3 separate regions of the Mus musculus genome follow, and regions 1 and 3 are each linked to region 2. The links are chromatin loops, found by intact Hi-C in ENCODE. Cell type or tissue: left cerebral cortex. All regions are shown on one strand. Region 1 overlaps Gm2087 (predicted gene 2087). Region 2 holds the start of Sh3bgrl2 (SH3 domain binding glutamic acid-rich protein like 2). Region 3 overlaps Sh3bgrl2 (SH3 domain binding glutamic acid-rich protein like 2).

Evidence for each region. Peaks named below come from ENCODE experiments on the same cell type or tissue, not always from the same donor. Only the 100,000 strongest peaks of a DNase experiment are listed, where the experiment ranks them.
Region 1: a loop joins it to region 2, with 2.1 times the contacts of the local background. A loop is called at or near these places in 7 of 42 quality-filtered maps.
Region 3: it touches region 2 in a loop (4-fold over the local background); 4 of 42 quality-filtered maps call a loop at or near these places.

What each region holds. Positions count from the first base shown.
Region 1 is chr9:83,445,137-83,450,136 of GRCm38, forward strand. It overlaps Gm2087 (predicted gene 2087), which reads left to right. Exons shown (of 3, transcript NR_102437.1): 2 at 790-907. Among named protein-coding and RNA genes, the nearest start is that of Lca5, 6.5 kb to the left of the region's middle. In left cerebral cortex, no CTCF peak of the experiment used is centred here; a DNase peak (open chromatin) is centred at 2,899; H3K4me3 peaks cover 914 bases; H3K27ac peaks cover 698 bases.
Region 2 is chr9:83,544,530-83,549,529 of GRCm38, forward strand. It overlaps Sh3bgrl2 (SH3 domain binding glutamic acid-rich protein like 2), which reads left to right and starts at 3,809. Exons shown (of 4, transcript NM_172507.5): 1 at 3,809-3,974. The coding sequence starts at 3,930. In left cerebral cortex, no CTCF peak of the experiment used is centred here; DNase peaks (open chromatin) are centred at 2,783, 3,723 and 4,823; H3K4me3 peaks cover 1,620 bases; H3K27ac peaks cover 952 bases.
Region 3 is chr9:83,593,956-83,598,955 of GRCm38, forward strand. Sh3bgrl2 (SH3 domain binding glutamic acid-rich protein like 2) reads left to right here. Exons shown (of 4, transcript NM_172507.5): 3 at 703-783; 4 at 3,270-5,000. The coding sequence ends at 3,281. Among named protein-coding and RNA genes, the nearest start is that of Gm39384, 23 kb to the left of the region's middle. In left cerebral cortex, no CTCF peak of the experiment used is centred here; DNase peaks (open chromatin) are centred at 2,374, 3,054 and 4,178; H3K27ac peaks cover 2,364 bases.

The DNA of each region.
Region 1 (5,000 bases), 99 kb before region 2:
TGAATTGTTGAATACTTGATGAAATTTTTGAGTGATTTACTGTTTCTGTTAAAAAAGAAACTGGACCACTTAGATATTACTGATAACTTTCTTTAAAATTGGAAGGTGAATCACTAATAGTATCTGAGTTTTGTGGACTTTATTTCAATTGGGGGAGGAGCTTTGCATCTGTGTTAAATTAAAAAAAAAAAAACTTGCCTATATCAAAAGTTGAGTTTCACTCCTCATATATTTGTATAGACCAATCTGGTAGACTTTTTTTTTCTTTTAAATTTAAGAAAAGCTCATAATTATAAGTCCTCCAGCCTGAGAACTTATACTCCAGCCTGACCTCTATTGGGCAATCCTCCTGCCTCAGCCTCCTGAGTGCTAGAATTCCTGTCCTGTAAAGCTAGATAATTCAATTAAATGTCTCCATCCTTTGACACATCTTAATGCGGAACAGCCATACCTTAAGCATTCACTCGGCTCACACCGGTAGTAGGTGCCTCATGTTTAGAGTATTTACACAGAGTAACATGAAGTAGTGGTGGGAAGCCGGCTTCTGAGAAGAAAACTGATGCTGAACTAGAAGCCTGCGTCCTTAATTCCAAATCTGACTTTGCCTTCTACTAGCTGTGGCAGTGTTGCTCTCATTCTCTCTCTCTCTCTCTCTCTCTCTCTCTCTCTCTCTCTCTCTCTCTCTCTCTCTCTCTCCCCTCACTTCCTTTCTTTCTTTTTCTCTTTCTTCCTTTTTTTTCCTTTCTTCCTTTCTTTTCATTTTTTTTTCTGATTTTGTTTTATTTTTAGGACAGCAAATTACAGCGTCAGTTGCCACCGCCCACTTCAGCAATAAAAAGTCCCAGATTTAAAATACAGGAAGCAGATTTCATCAAAGGAGTTCCTTACTGTGAAAAGGCACAATGAGGTACATGACAGAGAGGACTGCATACAAATGGCTTGCTACCTCTGCTGTGTTTCTCTCCCTCCCTGCACCCCCACCCCACCCCACTCCCCCACACATACCTTCTAAGGAGGTTCTAATGAACTTGCTAAGCACATCTGAAAATCCTTGGAAGAAACCACATCTAAGGTCCTTCTCATTTTAAACAGATCTGTGGTTACATGAATACAACTCCATTCAAACCTGGTGAGTCTCTTTTAGCCAGGATTAGTATTTTATCAAGAATGATGGTAAGTTTAGTACTGTCCATGGACTTACACTGGTATATAGGTGTTTGATCTGTATCTATGGTTTCATGTCATTGTCAGATTTTATAAAAGAAAATACAGACATAAGTCATTCACGTGGCTTCTAATGTTTTCTTCAGTACTTAGGCCTTTGTCGTCAAACAATACTCGTACAGAGTTTATAACTCTCAAATCAGAGACTGCCTTGCTGATTTGGGGATCAATCTCAATCCCTGTCCCCCCGTCCCACCGTGTGTGTGTGTGTGTGTGTGTGTGTGTGTATGTTTCTCTCTCTGTGTATAGGTATCTCTGTTTGTCTCTGTGTGTTAATCTGTCTGTTTGCCTGTCTCTGCTGTCTCTATCTCTGTCTCTCTATCTCTCTCTGACTCTATCTCCCTCTCCCTATGTATGTGTATGTTTCTCTATGTCTGTCTGTCTGTGTGTGTGTGTGTGTGTCTCCCTCTCTGTTGGTCTCTGTCTCCCTATGTCTCTTGGTCTCTGTGTCTGTCTCTCTGTCTCTGTGTCTGTCTGTCTGTCTGTCTGTCTCTCTCTCTCTCTCTCTCTCTCTTTCTCTCTGTGTGTGTGTTTACTTTTGTTAGTTACATTTTTTATTTTGAGACAGTCTTGCTCTGAAGTCCAGGCTGACCTCTACTGGTGCAGTCCTCCTACCTTGTCCTCCTGAGTGCTAGAATTCCTGTCCTGTAAAACTAGAATTTCCAGACCTTCCTTGCCCTGCTAAACTGGAACAGGAGAAGGTGGAGCCCCCAGAAATTCGGCATCTCCCCGATATGGCATTCTAGAGGTTCTCAAGAGTTCTCTCAGTCACTTAGCAAATCAAAACGTGCAGCCAAATGTGAAGGCCAGCTCCAATCCCACCATCACCTCAGAGAGGTGTTCAAATCTGCCTGCAGCTGGTGTGACAACCCTAATGGGCGCAGCACCCAGCACGGAGCATGGGACTGGCCTCCCAAGGCACATTGTTGCCTGCAGCAATTCGATGAAGTAATTGACCTTACACTGGCCGCAGATGAGATGCGGTGAAGATATTCAACCCACAAAAACAGGAAAACTGCCACAAATCAGACTTCCCCAGAGTCCGTCATTAGCCCTTATCAGCACACCTCTTAATCCAGGGATCCGGAGGAGTAGGCTCATTTCTACTCAGGCAACAACCTGAGGAAGGACGCGCTGCATCTTGACAGGGAAACAAAAATTTAAGTTAATAAATTAAAAAATAAAGCCCAATAGGACTGTGCCTTTTCATGAGTAAAAGCTTTAATACCGCCCGCAAAGAGCAATTTTCCCCGCAGTGGCTTATGCCATTTCCTATTGTCCAGTGGGTGACCAATTTCTCTGATACAAGCCATTATTTAGATCAGAGGGTTATTTTAAGAATTAATTTTTAATAATATTCAATCCGGCCAAGAAAAAAAAAGCTCTAGGAATGATTTTTAAGATGTTTAAGGTTTCCCACGTTTTGTGTGGTTTACGACTAAAGCCCGAGCATTAAATAAAGGAGCAACTGTCGAAAGTGCCGCCCGCGGAGTAAGCACTCTGATCTACCTTCTCTCGGTCGCCCTCTGGTTCTATTTGTGGCTCAGAAGGTGACTGAGAGGACGATGAGTGCGATGAGTGCAGGTCGCTACGAGCCAGTCCAGCCAGCCAGGCCAGCCGCGGGTTTCCCCGGATTTAAGCCTCCCACCTGACCCTTCACTCCTCTGAGCTATGACGCTGCCCTTTCCTCCTCCTCCCTCCATAGCCGCTGCTCTTTGTGGCGCAGCATCTCACTCAGCTCAGGGCCTGGCCGCGCCTGTGATACCGGATGCATCTGTGGCCCTGCCCATCCTTGGCAGTGTAAGAAAAGAGAGCAGCCTTGCAGTCATTCGGACTTGAATCCGTTAAAATGATGCATAACTTATATCTTATTTGATGCTTTCCAACCAAAGCTTTCAAATGAACGAAACCTGGGAATAAACCAAGTTAATTTCCCCCACTTTTCCTTCTGTTTTAGTTGGCGTGCCTCGCTAAGTATAACTCATATTTGATCTCACCACCTGAAGTTTTATCTTGGTAATTAAAACAATTGGAAAGCAATTTTAGAAATAAGATGTCATAGGAAAACAAACTATTCCCTCCCACTACATATGGCTAAGTACCCGTTAGACCGGTGACCTACATCAGAGAATGAAAAAAATGTGCCAAAAATGTAAAGATGCTTGTGAAGAAGTGTTGCCCCAGACACTGGCCCTTTGACAACAGTGGTTTTTGAAGTTGTATTACTGGTTTGCAAATGCAGTGTTAAATGATTGCCTGCAGATCTAACCAAAGGAAAACTTCAACCTGTCCTCAGCCTCCTGCTAACACTTGGTAGTATTGTGTCCTTTTGGTCAAGTTTATGTCTCCTCCTCCTCCTCCTCCTCCTCCTCCTCTTCCTCCTCCTCCTCCTCCTTCTGAGACATTCTCTACTTCAGGTTAACCTTGAATTCCCTAGTAGCTGACAATGACCTTGAGTTTCTGATCCTTATGGCTTTACCAGTAAAGTGATGAGATTACAGGCCTTTGCCACCAACCACCCTGGTTTATGCAGTGCTAGACATGAACCAGGGTCTCAGGCACGCTAGGCAAGCACTGTCTCCACTGAGCCTCCTCCCCAGGCATGCTTCTTCCAATACGTTGTTATTGGAGAACAACAAAGGGGCACACAGGCTTTCTGAACAAAATCGTTACAAGCAGTGGTCTTAAGTAAAACAGCCCATGCTGTCAGTGTCCAGACAGACAGATAAATGACAGACTTCCAAGGATCAAAGAAGCACGTAGGAATGAGGTCATGGTATCTCTATCAGAGAGCGATTTCTACATGCCTTGACCCAACCTGGAACACCGCAATTAGTACTCGGGACAAAGGTGAAGTTGATCACAACACTGTGACATGATTCAACACATTTAGGAATGCTAAAACATTTCCCCCTAGAATACCAAGTGAGCCATACAAATAGTGGGGAAAGCATCTCTCAAAGTCTCTCAGGCTTCCCCCTCCCACCTGCTAGGGAGAAGGTTGCCTGGGAGATTTTCCTCCTGATTCCTGGAAATTTTGAACTATTACCCTCGAAGAAGCCATGGATAATTAGGACTCAGCAGCACCTTCCTCAGGATTACATATGGGTGTCAAGTCCCGCCCTGGAAAAGGCCTCTCCTCATCTTCAGCAGAAGAAGCCTGAGTTTGGGAAAGGATAGAAGAAACTAGTTGCCTTTACAGAGATTTGCTGTTTGTTTTGTTTTGTTTTTGTTTGGGGGGTTTTGTTGTTTGTTTGTTTTTTTACTCTTATGAAGCTCAGTGGGTGGGGACTGAGAGGTGGAAATCCAATTGAATAGCTCATCTTAATCCACAGTGTCTAAAAAAAAAGGGATGTTAACATCTCATGATGCATGCTAGTCAGTTACAGCCCCTTTGTTCAGTGTTTTGGTGTTCCCACTGAGATAGAGTATTTGAGACAGCTGTTGAAAGAGTTTCCCATTGATGGGCCACATCTGAAATGCTAGCATTTATTTCTAGTGTAGCAATATCTGAAACTGGAACCAAAATCACCCTGGCTAGAAAGGCTCTGTGATATAGACCAGAGTCCAGTTTAGTTCTCTGGGTAAAAAGACACTGCAATTGCCATTGAGGGTCTTGATCGCATGTGAAAGGAGGGGGCTTGACGAAGGGGATGCTGGGTAGCCAGAGATAGGGTTAGAAGGGTGACAATTAGCCCTGAGAGGAAGTCCTTCTTTTCCTCAAAGACATAGGGGACCTTGATAAAGCCAAGCATTGCCAAGGTAACCAGGCTTTG
Region 2 (5,000 bases):
CACCAGGACTGCTCAACCTAGCGCCTGTCCATCCCAGCCTAAGGGCCTTATAGGTAGAAGTTAGAAGGCTCATGAACATGACTGAAGGAAAAGATCCCATCTTTGTTTTGTCATTGAATAATAACTAAAGGACACCAGTGCCTTGTCTTAAGCATCTGAGCGGTCTGTAGTAGCAACACTTATGGCTTTGTTACTAAGATAAGTCTCAATATTTTCCTGTTTTCAGATTGTTGCTAATGTCTTAAATGTTTCCCCATTATTACTTCCCACCCATGGTGGCTACCTGTTCTGGCAGCAGAGCTTCTTCCTGAAAGCAGTGACAAGGAAGCATACACCTGTACCAATGTGTGCTTAAGATTCTGATAACCTTTTTCCATAGTAGCCTTTCCTCTGTACTCTGAAACACCATTATGAACATTTCTTTTTGAGAAAGGATCCAGGGACCCCTGGTTTTCTCCTTGAAATGCTGACGATCTTGGCAGATGAGCTAGTATGAGTTCTGAGGGAGATCAAGCCCAATGTGACACGGTTGCAACTCTGATATACTTGGTTTCCTGAGTCTTGTCCTCAAGTTTTACCTGACTGCTCTATCAAGAGATCAGACTCTAGGGAGCTCCAAGGTACCCTTCCAGTTTGTTTTCTAATGCTGGGTCTCTACTTTCTCACTTGGTTCCTGGGTTGAGAATATAGTTAGTGTTGCATATAATCTCTAGACACCAATTTTTTAAACAGAGGTAGAAATAAAAGCAGAGTTGTTATCTCAATGATCTTTAAGTCATCCTTGGACTATTACAGACTAAGTACAAAATTGTTTGGGTTCTTTGTGCAAAACAAAAGCCATTTGTGATGGCTTAAGCAAGTCAGAATTTATGATATAGACAGAGGTGTGTCACCAGTCTGTGATAACAGAACAGGCTAAACCAGAAATGGACTAGCAGGCTTTCTCTGTAAAGGGTGACTAGTGAAAGCAACAGACCAGGAGGACCATGGAGTCTTTTCTTATTCTGCTAGTAAGCAATATGGAATGTGTGCCAAATAAAACTTTATTTGTAAAAATGGGTGGAGGACAAACTTGACAAGATGCAGGTTGAGAACCCCTTAACTCACAGCATAGCCAGGGCTACTGTTGGTGCAGCTGTCAGTTCCTATTTGTGTTACTGCCCTCCTCTTACTGGTTTGCTCCTTTAGCACCTCTGGCTCTTATGAAGCAGACAACCAGACTCGGCTTCAGTTACAGCTAGGATTGTGAACATCTCCCAACAGCTCATTCACTGAAGCCTTGGTCTCCAGTCTGTGGGGGCTCTACTAGGATGCAGTGGGACTTAGAGGAGGGAAAGCAAAGCCACTACGGACTCTGGAGGCACATTGAGATCCACTTCCTTTTCTCTTCCTTTGCTTTCTGGTGTCATGAAGTCTGTGGTCTCGCCTCCTCCAGACTTGGTCTCCCAAGTGGTGGGATGCAGGCCTGTGCTACCACACCTGGCTGACCTTTGCCCTCTTTAAGTTATCCCAGGTTGTTGAGAGCTTTTGGTGCGACTTCTAGGAATTGGGTATTTGTCACTGGGCTTAGACAAGGAAGTAGGCCTAGATAAGAGTAACAGTGAGCATGGGGCTTTGTTTACTATTTTGCTGAATTATTTCCTTATGTGATCTTTTTGCATACTACTCTGCTTAATTACTTTCTTGTGTGATCTCCTTGTTTACTACTTCGATCCATTACTTTTGTCTTGGATATACCTAGAATGATCTGTGTGTGTGTGTGTGTGTGTGCATATATATATATGCAGGCTGGAGAGAAATAACGCTGCTTCAGCCTCCGTACAGGCAGGAGTCAGGTTATAATTTTGTCTAACTGTTTTTCTTCTTTTTAAATCCTCATTCCCTCGCTTGAGACCCTGTTGACTGATTGAGCTGGCTTGGTCACCAGGTGATTCGTCACAACAACAGGAAGATGACTAACACAGTTCCTCAGAGCCGTGTGTTCTATGTCACAGCTCCGTGCTGCCTGACTTCCCCAGTTGCAATTCCAATTTGCTGACTGAGGAAATGACTTAGTCAATTTCTTTTATCCATTTTCCTCAGAGCGCTTCTGAGTTCTACTGTTAAGCTGTTTATCTCCATTGCTACATTAATTCTATACTTTGGGGGGGAGGGAATGGTTCCTTTTGTAAAGACCCATATTTATACAGGAAATAATGTATCTACTTCTGTGAAAATTATTTCACATTTTATATGCCTTCATTTCCATGTTTGTGATAGCAAAAGCTAAAGAACAATTGCAGAGTGTTATAGCTACAGCAGAACTTATATTTAAGTTTTTAACATTAAAAAGAAATAAAGACCCACCAGGATTATATATTCTTACTCTACTAAGTTTAAAGAGGCCTATGACAAAAGTGGATTAAGATAAGCAATGAAGGGGCCACTGAGATGGCTCAGTGGGTAAAGACACTTGCTGCTAATCCTGACCCACACGGTAGAAGGAGAAAGTTGTCCCATGACCTCCACAAGTATGCTGTGCTAAATGGATCTACACAAACAAAAATATACATACATACATACATGCATACATACAAATAAAACTATTTAAGACATAAGCCACAGGAAAGGTTGGCAACTTGAAATATTAGTAAGTCTAAAAACCAAAGTCCTTCAAGCAACCATTTGTGCCAGAAACTTGCAAACGTGGGAGACTTCATCACACAATTTTCTTCTCTCTAGAATTAATTAGCAGCATTCCCTGAACGCTGCTAAAGTCCCTTGGTGAAATGAAGAAAGTAAATACAGTAGTGTGAGGGAAACTGGTTCACTTCCACAAAACTAGGAGTGGCTTGAGCCTTAGCCAAGCCAATACAACCTGCTAAAGCACTACTCGGAACCTATTAGCCACTTCATGAAAGCTTTCTCTTTAATGGTATCCTCCTGGGATACCGCGTTGGAATGCACAGCGATTTCGAAAAAGACACAGATTTGGCTCAACTGTAAATATCAGTAGGTGCACAGAGGCAAAGGCATTGTGCGGGGTAGGGGGTGGGGAGGGAGGGTTCTGATTCCCAATGTTGATAGGGGGATTTTCATTTCTATCAGTACTTATTCTTTTCTACTACAATTACAGTTTTGCAAAGAAAAATAAAATATCGGTCTTGTTCTCATTTGGCTTTCCAGTTTTCAGTGTCTTTAGAATAAAGTGAAAGCCTGTTTCATTTACCAAAGAGATTCCCTTTGCAAACTAGGCGTGGTGATGTATGCTTGTAATACCTGCTAGGGAGGGTGAAGTTGAGTTCCAGGCCAGCCTGGGCTACATAATAAAACCGCCTCCAGGAAAAATAACAACACTCCTCTTCAACAGTTTTTCAGGGTTGCAGGAGAAACAAAACACCAAAAGCTCAACCCACTGCCATGCCTGTCCAAGCCCGTGAACTGCCAAGGTCTCTGGGGCGAGCCTTTGCGTGTCTCTAAAACAGTGGGTCGCCTCAGCTCCATGGCTGTTTCTGATAGAGGATGCTCCACCCGTCTCCACCGCAAACAAAACCCAAGCTTGGACTATCCTCCACCCAACCCTTTGTCTTGTTTGCTGTGTTCTTGTAAACTGGCTTCCCGCCAATTAGCTTGTCCCGCTTCCGGGTCCTTCCTAAACCACCTGCGTGTACGATTAATTCCCGTGAAGCAGGCGCCGGACAGAAGGAGCGCAGTGCCTGGTCACTCTGGGCGCCAAGGAAACTACAACTCCCGTCAGCCCCCGCGGCCGCCTGGCCCCACCCGCCTCTCGCTCAGCCCGCGGCGGAGGCGCTGGGCTTTCATCCGCGGAGCGGCGGGAGCCAGACGCGTCGCTGCGGTCTTCTCCGACGGTCGCACGGGAGTCGGCAGCTACCTCAGTCGCGTTAAACTTCTGTGACCGAGTCAGCGGCGATCCCTGACGCAGCGAGAGGATGGTGGTCCGCGTCTTCGTCGCCTCATGCTCAGGCTTCGTGGCGGTGAGCCGAGCGGGCGGGATCGCGGGAGACGCGCAGCGCGTGCGCCCGTAGGAGACGCGCGGGCAGGTGACCGCCGGGCTCGGACCCGGTGGACACGCAGGGGTCACACACCCCGCACTGGCAACTGGCGAGGGGACCCAAGGGAGCCAGTCCCCTGCCGCAGCTGTCGGCTCCAGGGGCCCTTTGCTGAGTTTAGAGGTTCCGGACTTGGGACACCCCGTCGGCTTATGTTTCCTATGGCAGTTTAGACTACTTTGATTTGCTGACCTGGCGTCTGGAGGAAACCCATTTTAAAAAATTGCTCTACATCCTCTCGTCCCCAGCAAGTCCTTTTTAGTTTTACACCTGAGCAAACCACACTTGTCCTGTTAGGTCGCAGTTAATTTATTTTCTTTGTTGTTTTTTAGCCTAGGGTGTTACAAATACTTTTACATATGGTCCTTCCCTTGTTCCTCCAGTGCTGTGGTAAATTTCATTTTAAGAATAAATTGTGTTTTCTATTTTTAGCTACTCTGTTTGTCGAGTGTTGACTTCTTTTAGGAATATTGTTCTTTAGAAGAAGTTAAATAACTAGAAATAGTGCACATGTATACTAAGACACATGTAATGCGCCTGTAGTGTGTCAGTTATGTTTCATGTGATTGCTAAGACTTGATTTCCTTAGCCAAGAGTTAAACTACATCTCCAAAAATCTACTTTGTCAGTTACTTAATCAGATATAGAAAAAAGTACAAGAATGATTGGTTTAAAGTTTAGGCTGGCTGGTTGCCTGCTCAGTAGGCAGACTGTCTTAGAATTTAAGTGGGTGGGGTAGAAGGCGGAATAAAATACTACTTGGAAAATCCCCGTAAACTACTGAAGCTCTTAACCCAATCTTTTTTGATACAAGGACACAATAGCTGGGAAAATGCTGGCCTACCTGTATGTGCAGGCATGTCCTGGTTCTCAAAAATCCTCCCTTTTTGTTATTGCTTAGTCATAGGTGCCTTTAAAAGATTTTTCCCTGTTAAAGCTGAGCCTCATGAA
Region 3 (5,000 bases), 49 kb after region 2:
CGCATGTGGCGATGGCCAGGTTCCTCCTGGGCTGATGCTGTCCAGAGTACAAAGAACATGAAGTTCAAGGGTATTGCTGCAGACAGAAGTCAGCTCCCCACCCCCAACTCCCCTGCTCTGTAGCTGTCCTGCTTGGCCACTGTGTTTCTTTTCTCAGAGCCTGTCCACAGGAAACTGCAAAAGCAGAGCCAAAGCCTGCCACTAAGACTGACACCTGCAGACCCTTGTGACTTTTCGGGTGACCAGTGATTGATTTCTTTCTTTCTTTCTTTCTTTCTTTCTTTCTTTCTTTCTTTCTTTCTTTCTTTCTTTCTTTCTTAAGTCTTGGATAGCAAAATATCAAGCATGACACTGGGGTGTGGCTCTCCTTATTAGTGGGTATAATCTAAGATCAGGGTGAGCACGTACAGATAAATTCTAGTTTGACACACAAGGAAAAATGAGTGTTTGCTCCTTTATTTCTGTTGCCAAATCCTGTCCTAATTCTGGGTTTTAAAATAAAAAGAAAGAAAGAAAAGACTTGTTACAACAGGCCCTTTCAACTACACACTGAATCCAGTGGGTGCTTGTAGGTCTTCCTTGGCCTTGACCGAGCAATGGTACATTGTTTTCTTCCACGCAGGATTTTTATGAAAGCATCAACTGTAAAAGTAATTGCTTGCCGGTGCTCACTGGCTTTATCTTCCTCTCTTCTTTTTCTAGGACTATGACAGTTTTTTTGAATCGAAGGAAAGCAACACAGTCTTTTCATTCTTAGGCCTGAAGCCACGGCCGGCATCCACGGTAGGTTAACCTTGTGTATTTGGAGGTAGGCTAACCCTCTGTACCGGGCTTCAGCACCCATGGTAGGTAAGCCCTCTGACTCTCGCTTCAGAGTTTATCCTGCTGGAGCAGACCTTAGGGACTGAGGTTGAATGGGTGAGAGGCATGTATCTACCCTGCTAAACTTGCAGTCTCTCGGGTAAATATAGACTGCAGGGATACACACAAAAATTTTAACTTCTTTAAATCAAAATATTAGTTTACTTTTAATTGATAGCCCTGTTCTCTGAAGAGGAATTTAAGGTAGCAAAATAGGTAGCTAGTTTTTATTTAAATTATAAATTCACATTGTGTTTTACCCCTGTGTCTGTACCTTTCACGTTTATGATTTGTTTGGTCACAGATGGGGAATCACATCTGTACTGATCATGAAAAGCTTTCTCCTGGCCTTATTTCTCTTTTGTTTTTTGTTGCTGTTTTATTTTTTCATTTTTTTGAGACAACAGTTTCTCTGTGTCATCCTGGGGCTGTCCTGCACTCTCTGAGACCAGGATAACCTGGAATTCACCAAGATCCACTGGCCTCTACCTTCTGAATGCTGGAATTAAAGGCACTCGCCACCAAGCCTGCTGTTGTTTCTTTTGAGACAGTGCCTTTCTGTGGCTGACTGTCTTAGAACTTATTATGTCTGTTGGGCTAGCCTTGAACTCCCAGCGATCCCCCTTGCCTTTGCCCAGGGCTGGGCTTTCCTCTCCTCATTTCTTAACACAGCATCACACCAGTTTGCATAGATGTCGTGATTGAAGCATCCCACTCACCTGGAGATGCTTTGAACCATGGTGGGGCACAGAAGTGCAGGGGCTGTGTGCTGGAGAGACTAGAGAATGCGGGGGTCCTGGCAAGGATGTGGGATGGATGCCCCACAAGGCCAAGGGGCAGCAGCTTTATGAAATGGCGGAAGCAGAGCCACATTTGAGAGGCATCTCAAATCAGACCTGAAAGAGGTGTCACACTTCCTAATCCAACCTGAGTATTTTTAAAGCCTCGTATCGCATCATACCTTTTGGAAAATGTGAAGAACCTGAGTCTGTTTTGTGCAAAGACTTAGGAATAATGAATATTTTCATAGCCATATAAAGCACAAGATTTACTTTAAAAATAAAAACCAAGTAAGTTAATAGTTTGGTTATTTCATTTAAAAAGACTGGTTTTGTGACTAGAAAAGTCAGTTAGGCTTATTTTTTTAAATTGTAAAGAAGTAAATATGTGTAAAATAGAATATTAAACTCACTAGCCAGAGCCAACCATATTGACACTTTTCCAGTGCGCCTTACAATCCTCATAGACATACACAGTAACTGAGGCTTGGCTATAGCTCAAGTGGAGGCTGAATTCTAAAGTATCTATTTTAATGCAGCCGAACCTGCAGTGCATTCTGGAAGCTTTGTCGAAGTAGCGGGTCCTTTGAGGCTGCCTAGGACAGGTACCATCTGAAGCCCCTGTGAGAGGAGACAGAGGCTTTCAGTAATAGTAGCCCCGCTGCAGCACCTGCAGCAGAGCCTCCACCATGAGAACACGCCTTGTTTTACATCAGCAAGCCCGCAGATGGCTTGTGGGTGGTTCCTATGCACATGGTTTTTAGCAGAGGCACACCCACACAGAAAGTATTTACAGGTTCTTAAGACTATTTTTATGCCAGTCAGACATTTGAATATTTGTTAGGAAAATTAGTATTTATATAAAATATTCCACCCAAATATATTAAACAATCCAGATTTATCTTCAGAGAATTGGGGGATGGGGCAGTGTGTGTGGTGGGGAAAGCCTGGGGCAAGGATTACCTTCCAGAGGCAGAAGCCAGTAGGCTGTGTCAAAACCTCATAGAAGATACTGAGTACACACCATCTCTGGTCTCATTTTCTCCAAAGGCACAGATTCTTTAAAGATTCAGCAGCTGGTATGGAGACTTTTGCTCCCAGGTCACTAAGACAAGGGGTGATTTTCAGAATCCATAACTGCTGATTGCACTGCACACCCTTTGGCTATATTGGAGCAAATTGCAGTGGCTTCTTGGTGACACTTGTTTAATTGGGTCATGGGGACAGACAGAGTGGCACTTGGACAACAGGGGTGGTGATGCGTTATGAATGATGTGGCCATTCTGATGATGTCATTCATCCAGGGCCACCCTTAAGCAGTACCTCTTCATGCTCCTGGGAGGTCACAGCCACCTGTTGTGAGCTAATAGCACAGCAGTGTTCAAAGAAGGAGACTTGGTGGCTGCAGAGAGATGGAGCTTTTCTTTGCTTGTTTGCAGGTTGGGTGGGTAGGACTGAAGTCGAGGCTCTGGCTTAAAAGCCGAGACTTCGCCCTCTCAGTAACAGGGTGAGTCATTATAACCTCCCTCATATCTGTTCCTGACATTTCAAAAACAAAACACTGCGAAAGGCAAGCGTTCTTGTCGATGCAGTGTAATGACCGTGCCTTTCCCCTCTTGTGTTTAATAGGCGGAACCTTAGAGGTAAAAAGTAGAAGGTGATGGAGTTGCGTTTGGAGCACCCCCTGGTACTCAGCACTCGCCTGCTTACCTGATGCATCACTGTGACAAAGCCACACACACAATCAGTAACTTCGTCTGACCTGGAGAAGGTGTCTTTGGAGGACATGGGAATAATGGGGACTGCATGATTGCTCTGAGCCAATCAGTTCTGTGGTGGTGGATCCTCTTATTTTCTGATTCGTCTGCAGTTGCCTCACTCACCTGAAAGTACTCTCCCCGTGATAGGTCAACTTCCTTAATGACTGACAGGTAATTGGGCGACACCATCAGGGAGAAAACGTTGAACCTGCCCTATGTTTTATTAGAAACTGGCCTTGCAGAAACCCATTCCTCTCTAAGCTGCCTGCGTCCCATCCTTGAAACCATTTTGCCAGGATGGTAACGTCAATTGAATCCAAAAGAAGAAAGCAGTGCCGACTGACATTGACTCTGAGGGTTCTTGTTGGAGAGTCACAAATGTCACTGCTCTGGTACTTTGTAATAACGCCTGCTGGAAGAGCTGGATGCTCTCAGCTCCGTTCTGTGATGGAAACCCTCACCCCTATAAATTCTCCAGGCTTCTCCAGGTGCTTCCAAAACCTCCATTGCAATATCAAATGATCACAGCCAAGTTACAGGGCAGAAAAGAGTTGCTGTTTTTGGAAAATGTCTCTTTTATCTCTTGCAAGGGGGAAGTTTCACTGTATGCATAAGACTACTTGAGAGATATATTTTAAGAAGTGCACCGGTTACATATAGTAAGTTAATAGAGTTTGCTCTGTCAGTATGCAAAGGCGTTTTCAGCTCTTGTAGTTTGCTTACACACACATGCACATATATTTTTAAATGCAGCTCCCCAAAGTAACAGCTGCTTGTTCTATTTTGTGAAGGGATTATATTTTTGGAGGAAGAAAATGCTTGGTTAGATATATTTTGTGAACCGTTGGCGCCAGCCCTGCGAGGACATTTGCATAGCACACACAGGTTCTGCATTCAGCTCCAGCATACTGGGAAGGAAAAAGAGACACCACGATGGCTGCCTAGTGTCACTTCCCATGTCACGCACCTTTGTCTCTGACAGTTGACAGTCTTAGGCTTTTCAGAATAACACAGACACACATTCTTGCTTGATGTAGGAGCACGTGTGAGATTTCAGAGCAGCCCAGACAGGAAGGGGCTGTCTAGAGCATGGTCCTCAATGGTTCTTAAGAAGCAAAGTCCCTGCTCCCTCTGGGTGAACACTGGCAAACACTGAGGTTACTCTCCTGTATCCTGGCATATTTAGAGTTAATCTCACACATAGAAATAATCTTGAATAGGATAAAGGGCTGACTGAAATCTCCACCTAGCCTGCACGATGCTAGGCCTTTCACTCTGATTCTGAAAAGGAAATGTTTGAGAAATTGAAAGATCCATCAAGCAGCCCTCTCTGCCACCTGCACCCCAAGCTTTGCTAAAGGTGGGCTGTTCTGCAGTCTTTTTTAAATGCTGAAGCTGAGAGCTTGTTGCAGTCCTGTTGCAACAAGGAGAAAGGCGAACACCTTTCTTTATGAATGGACCAAATGATTGATGCACAATTTTCTTCCCAGGGAAAGCTTGTCAGGTTGTGGGCATTAGTGGGCTAGTTGGTGTTAAGCCCGATCCACGTAAAATTCCATTTGATAAATCCCAGGGAGTTTCCAGAGTTTTGTGTGTTGTG